Linked DNA regions of Homo sapiens: region 1 is linked to region 2. A link is an interaction called in ENCODE POLR2A ChIA-PET data of the cell type or tissue named here. Cell type or tissue: A673. All regions are shown on one strand. Each heading gives the region's core, and the rest is flanking DNA. Links, peaks and the distances in the headings are about the cores only. Region 1 overlaps STRBP (spermatid perinuclear RNA binding protein). Region 2 has its middle 110 kb from the start of NEK6.

Region 1 (2,826 bases), core at 30-2,529, 920 kb before region 2:
GATTAAGCTAACCAAATTCACACCCACTCATGCCTTGTCTAATCTTGTCTCCAATCATGGGCCCAAATCTTTTTTGTAACTATTTCCTAACAGCTGGACACACCTGTAACAAAAACACAATTCTTCACTCACAGAACAAAACAGCTTTCATTAACTCTCTCGCAGTTCAGGAACTAAACAGGGCTACCTATTACCTCCTGAATCAGATTTCACCTGACTTAATTCAATCCTATCACCCATTGTTCCCATCACTTCTAATTCCAGTCAGACCAGTGAGTTCTCTGTTCTAAAAAATGCCAAGATAATTCCCACCCACAGACATACTCACGATTCATCTTTTCACGCAACTTTCACGGAGCATTTACTACGTGTTCTAGGCCTGTACTCGATACTAAGAGGAGAAAGACAAAACAAGAAATCCCACCTCAAAGAGTTAATAACATTATAGGAAAGAGATACTTGTAACTGATTAGGTAGACTCAAACAAGTACTATACTGGGGTACAAAGTCCTATTGAAAACAGAGGAAGATGTCAAAAAGAAGTGACCAATTGGAACTTACATGTACTGCTGGTAGTAGTGGAAAGTGAAAAAAAGATACTTAAAACTTTTCAGCAGACTCTCCTAAAGCTGAACATACACAGAACCCATGACCCATTAGTTTCACTCCATGTTACATACCTAGAGAAACATATATATTTAAACCAGAGGACGTGCAAATATGTTCATAGCAGTACTTACTTGCATTAGTCAAAAACTGGAAATAGCCTATGTGTCCATCAATAGTACAATGGATAGTGTTATACTCACACAATGAAACAATATGAAATCAACAAAAAATGAAGTCCACAAATATTGAAAGAAATGCTGAAAGAAAGAAACCATACACACACAATTTTGATTACATAAAGTTTGAAAACAGGCAAAACTAGTCAAAACCAGTGATTCAGTGGTGGAGTGGGGAGTGTGCAGTGATGAAGATGAGGACACGGGAGAAGTTTCTGGGTGCTGGCAACGTTCTATTTCTTCTGGGTACCGGTTATAAGGATGAATTCACTTCAAGAAAATTCATCAAGCTATACACACTTATGATTTATGTAGTTTGTTTTACACTTTAACAAAAATTTTACTTACAAAAGACAGATGGGGAAAAAGGAAAACAGAAAAGTAAACTAGCATTTATATTCTAGTAAGTTCCTAGACACCATGGAAATTATTCTATCTAATCACAGCCACCTCTGGAGGTTGTGGTATACACGTGTTATTTCCTTTTTCAGCCCCACATCTGAATCCTCTTTCCTATGTTTGGGGAATCCCCCACCTTATGAGGCAGCGCCTACCTCCAGATGGTGATTCAAAAGCAAATGACTCAAAGAAGCTGGGTCCTCAGAAAATCTATTCTGGCAAGTGAAAGCAGCAAGCACAGCAGCTTCATCCAGTTTCCAGAGACAGTAATTCTACCTACAGTGTCTAGCACCCCCTGATGGTATTGGCGATTCAACCTCGTCTGTGCCTAGAATCTTGTTCCTGGATGCTAACTTCTCAGCCTATTTCTCCAGCCCTCCAAGAGATTCTGTGAGCCACCTAACACCCTGTTCATAAGTTCCTTTCCCAGACTCAATTTCTGTTGCTCACAACTAAAAGTCTTGACTATTACCCCATTTGATAAATGTGAAAAAAAGCTAATAACTTTGAAAAACAGTTTGGTGGTTTTTTATAAAGTTAAATTCACTTATCATACAATCCAGCGCTCCCACACCCAAGGTATTTGCCCAACAGAAATGAAAATGTTTATAGCAAATTTACTCATAATGGCCAAAAACTAGAAATAACCCCAAAATCCATCAACTGGTAAATGAATAAACTGTGGTAAATCCATACACTGGAATACTTCTGGGCAATAAAAAGAAATGCACTCCTGATACATGCAATTACACAGATGCATCTCGAAAGCACAGAGGCTAAATGAAAGAGGTTTGACTAAAAATGAGTCACACTTAAGAAATCAGATCAATGGTTTCCAGGAGCAGGAGGTGAAGAGAGGGAACTGACTACATGGCACTGAAAGGAACGTTTTGTAGTAATGGATATATCTTGATGGTGGTTACATGACTAAGTCTGTCAAAATTCATAGAACCGTATATTCAAAAAAAATGTATTTTACTATATTCAAAGTATACGTCAATAAAAATGACTTTTTTATTATTAAAAGGGACTCAAGAATGGCCAGAAATCTTCCTCAAGGTCACATATATACTAAGCAGATTCAAACTCAGGTTCTAATTCAGATGCCATGCCTTGAAGGTTAAAGAGATCTTGCTAAAGGCACAGAAAAGAGAAGATTGGGAAAGATAAGGGAAACTAAGTTGTCCTTTTCTCCCCAAAACCTAATCAAAATTTTTCAAGGCCTGCCTCAGACCCCCACCTCTGCCATACAGCCATCCATTTACTTATTCCACAAATATATCTTGAATGGTTACTATGTGCCACGCACTGTGACACTTTAGGTTACATCTGTAAACAAAACAGAAATCCCTGCCCTCATGGAGCTTCAGCTTAGCGGTGTTGGGGAGTGAGGGGGTGGCGGGGTGGGGAGGAAGAGCAATGTATCACTGTCTCAGTCCATTTTATGCTATTATAACAGAATACCACAGATTTGGTAATTTATAATGAATAAAAATATATTTGGCTCATGGTTCTAGAGTCTTGGAAATCCAAGACTAAGGGGCCACATCTGGTGAGAGCTTTCTTGCCACGTCATAACATGGTGGAAGGCATCACATGAGCGAGAGAAAGAGATCTAATTCACAGCCTCAAGTTCTTTTAT
Region 2 (2,826 bases), core at 246-2,745:
GGGCTCAAACGTTCCTCCCATATTGACCTCCCTATGTGCTGGGATTACAGGGGCAAATCACTGCACCTGGCCACAAATGATTTTTATATAGATCTTTAAATATGAGAAGATGCTAATAACATAATGTTAAATGAAAAACTGGGATGTAAAAGTATCATCTCAAGTATGTCAATATTCAAAGAAAAAAGACGAATGAAATATGCCAAAATAACAACAGTGATTGCCTCTGGATTGTGGGCAATATCTTTCCCCTTATTTCTACTTTTGTTTTCTTCCCAATGTTCCTACAATAACTATATATTATTTTTAAAAATAAGACAAAATGTCCCGTTAAAAAGTATCTTTGAAGAAATAAGTATCCATGAACCAAGAAAAATCTGTCCAGTAGAATTTCATCAATGTCCATGTGTCTTAGTCCCTTTGGGCTGCTATAAAAGAATACCATAGACTTGGTGGCTTATGAATGACAGAAATTTATTTCTCACAGTTCTGGGGTCTAGGAAGTCCAAGATCAAGGCACCAGCAGAGTTGGTGTCTAGTGAGGACATGCCTACTGTTCCATAGATGGCATCTTCTAGCTGTTTCCTCACATGGTGGAAGGGGCGAGGGGGCTCTCTAGAGTCTTCTTTTTATAGAAGCATTAATCCCATTCATGAGGCTCCATCCTTATGACTTAATCATCTACCAAGGACCCCACCTCTTTTTTTTTTTTTTCTTTGAGACGGAGTCTTGCTCTGTCGCCCAGGCTGGAGTGCAGCGGCACCATCTCTGCTCACTGCAAGCTCCACCCCCTGGGTTCACGCCATTCTCCCGCCTCAGCCTCCCAAGCAGCTGGGACTACGGGCGCCCGCCACCACGCGCAGCTAATTTTTTGCATTTTTAGTAGAGACGGGGTTTCACCGTGTTAGCCAGGATGGTCTCGATCTCCTGACCTCATGATCTGCCCACTTCGGCCTCCCAAAGTGCTGGGATTACAGGTGTGAGCCACTGTGCCCGGCCGGGCCCCACCTCTTAATGCCATCACATTGGGGATTACAATTTCAAGGTATGAATTTTGGGGGACACAAACATTAAGTCTTTGGCGCCATGTGATTCTGTCTCACTTGCCTTTCCTAGTGCCTGAATTTGGTTCTGATTTCCTATCTCTGAGACCTGCCCCATCTTCACTGTCTTCTAGTGGTACTATAGGTTGTTAACCTTGAATTTTCTTCTCAACTTCACTCATGATTTGAAGGATGTTCTAGTGCTCATCCATTGCTTCTCTGATATGGACTCCCACGGTTACCCGGGTGCTGACCTTGTTAGAGCCTACCTCCTAACAACTCCCAACATATCCCTTTCAGAATTATTTACTGCCAAATCCTTTTCATCCCTCAGAAGTCTGGGTTCTCTTTATTTACAAGGTGTATCTCTACCTACTATGGGAAGTTTGATCCATGTCAACAACGGTGGCAGGGTGGGAAGTGGCAGGCTCTGTAGGGAAATGCAGACCAATTTTCAGCACCAAGGAGAGTTCTGAGGAAGCTGTCTCTGGGATGATCTCCTCATGACAGAATCCTTTTACCCTGGGGAGCTCATAAATACCCTGTAGGTCACATCCACAGGGAAGAATTGTGTACTATATCCCTAGGGTATCAAATGATTTCATCTTCCTATGTTAACTATAAGTGACTGCTAGTGGCTTCCCAAAGAGCTCTCTTGGGGAGAAAAATGAAATCTTGTGTATGTTTAACAGGAAATTATTCCAAGATTGATTAACGACTAATTAATTAATTTCCATAGGTGGAAAATGAGTGAGCCATGAAATGGTTGCTAGGCATTTGCCAATGCTAGTCTAACCCTTAGAATATCATGATTCTTAGCTGAATAATTCAATCCTATCCTTCAACAATCCTAACTAATTCTTCATATTTGTTATTTGGCAAATATCTTGCTGCAGGCTTGAACTTGTGCTTCACTTATTGACAGTTTTCTCTATTATCTTCCAGTAGATGACTGAGCGTCTGCCTTGCTTTTTCTGTTCAATATTTTGGCTCCCTGAACCCTAATCCACCAAGCTGAGACCTTGGACTTCCATTTTGGCTTTGATATCCTCCCAGGTGTCTGCCATTATCTATGACAGTCTGTGTCCTAAGAGTGGTCTTATTTCAATCTAGATGGACTTTTCTCCCAGTCAGAACTGCAACACCTCTTTGCATGCCTCTGTTTATGTTAATCAAGGGATCAACCCTAGGAATATCAATTCCATCCCAGGCCAGGAGCAAGCACCTAGGCACCTTTAGGCTCTTTGATTTGATCTCTTTTCCTCCTGCTTTACTTTTCCATTTGTCTTTCCAGTCCTGACCATGCTGAATGCCAGCATCCTCCTGCATCTTCTCTGTTTTCCTTGAATACTGAGGAGCTCCAGTTTAGAAGAGGCTACATTCAGAGCATGCTCCAACCCCTGACCACCATCTCACCTATCTCCTATCTGGACTCCTGGCAGGATGCTCAGACTGCAAACACAAATATAGACCTCTGTGCCTGGCACAACAAGACATTGATCTCATGAGTCTCAACACCATTTCTTGTTCCCTCTGGGTATCTATGCTCAGGACTCCCCCACAGCCTTCTGAGTTCCATTCGCTGAGAGACTCTCAAGGGTCAAAGACCAGGGATGCTTCCCTATAGAAAGGAGGAACAGAGCATGCTGAAATGGGTCTCTGGGATCTCCTGCCCATCTTGGAATCATATTCCCTTCATATATAATCAGACACTCTGACATTATCTTAGTTTATAACTATTATAACAGGCAGGCTGGGATGTTGGTCAGAATGGAGAGACTTG

Evidence for each region. ChIA-PET counts read pairs that join two places held together with the same protein. Peaks named below come from ENCODE experiments on the same cell type or tissue, not always from the same donor. Only the 100,000 strongest peaks of a DNase experiment are listed, where the experiment ranks them.
Region 1: POLR2A ChIA-PET joins it to region 2 with 6 read pairs; 2 of 35 experiments call an interaction of 5 or more read pairs at or near these places.

What each region holds. Positions count from the first base shown.
Region 1 is chr9:123,224,191-123,227,016 of GRCh38, forward strand. The region is part of intron 2 of STRBP (spermatid perinuclear RNA binding protein); the gene reads right to left. Among named protein-coding and RNA genes, the nearest start is that of STRBP, 43 kb to the right of the region's middle. In A673, for the core only: a CTCF peak has its summit at 1,499 (motif pointing left); a DNase peak (open chromatin) is centred at 1,461.
Region 2 is chr9:124,148,682-124,151,507 of GRCh38, forward strand. No RefSeq gene overlaps it. Among named protein-coding and RNA genes, the nearest start is that of NEK6, 110 kb to the right of the region's middle. In A673, for the core only: no CTCF peak of the experiment used is centred there; a DNase peak (open chromatin) is centred at 1,540; H3K27me3 peaks cover 672 bases.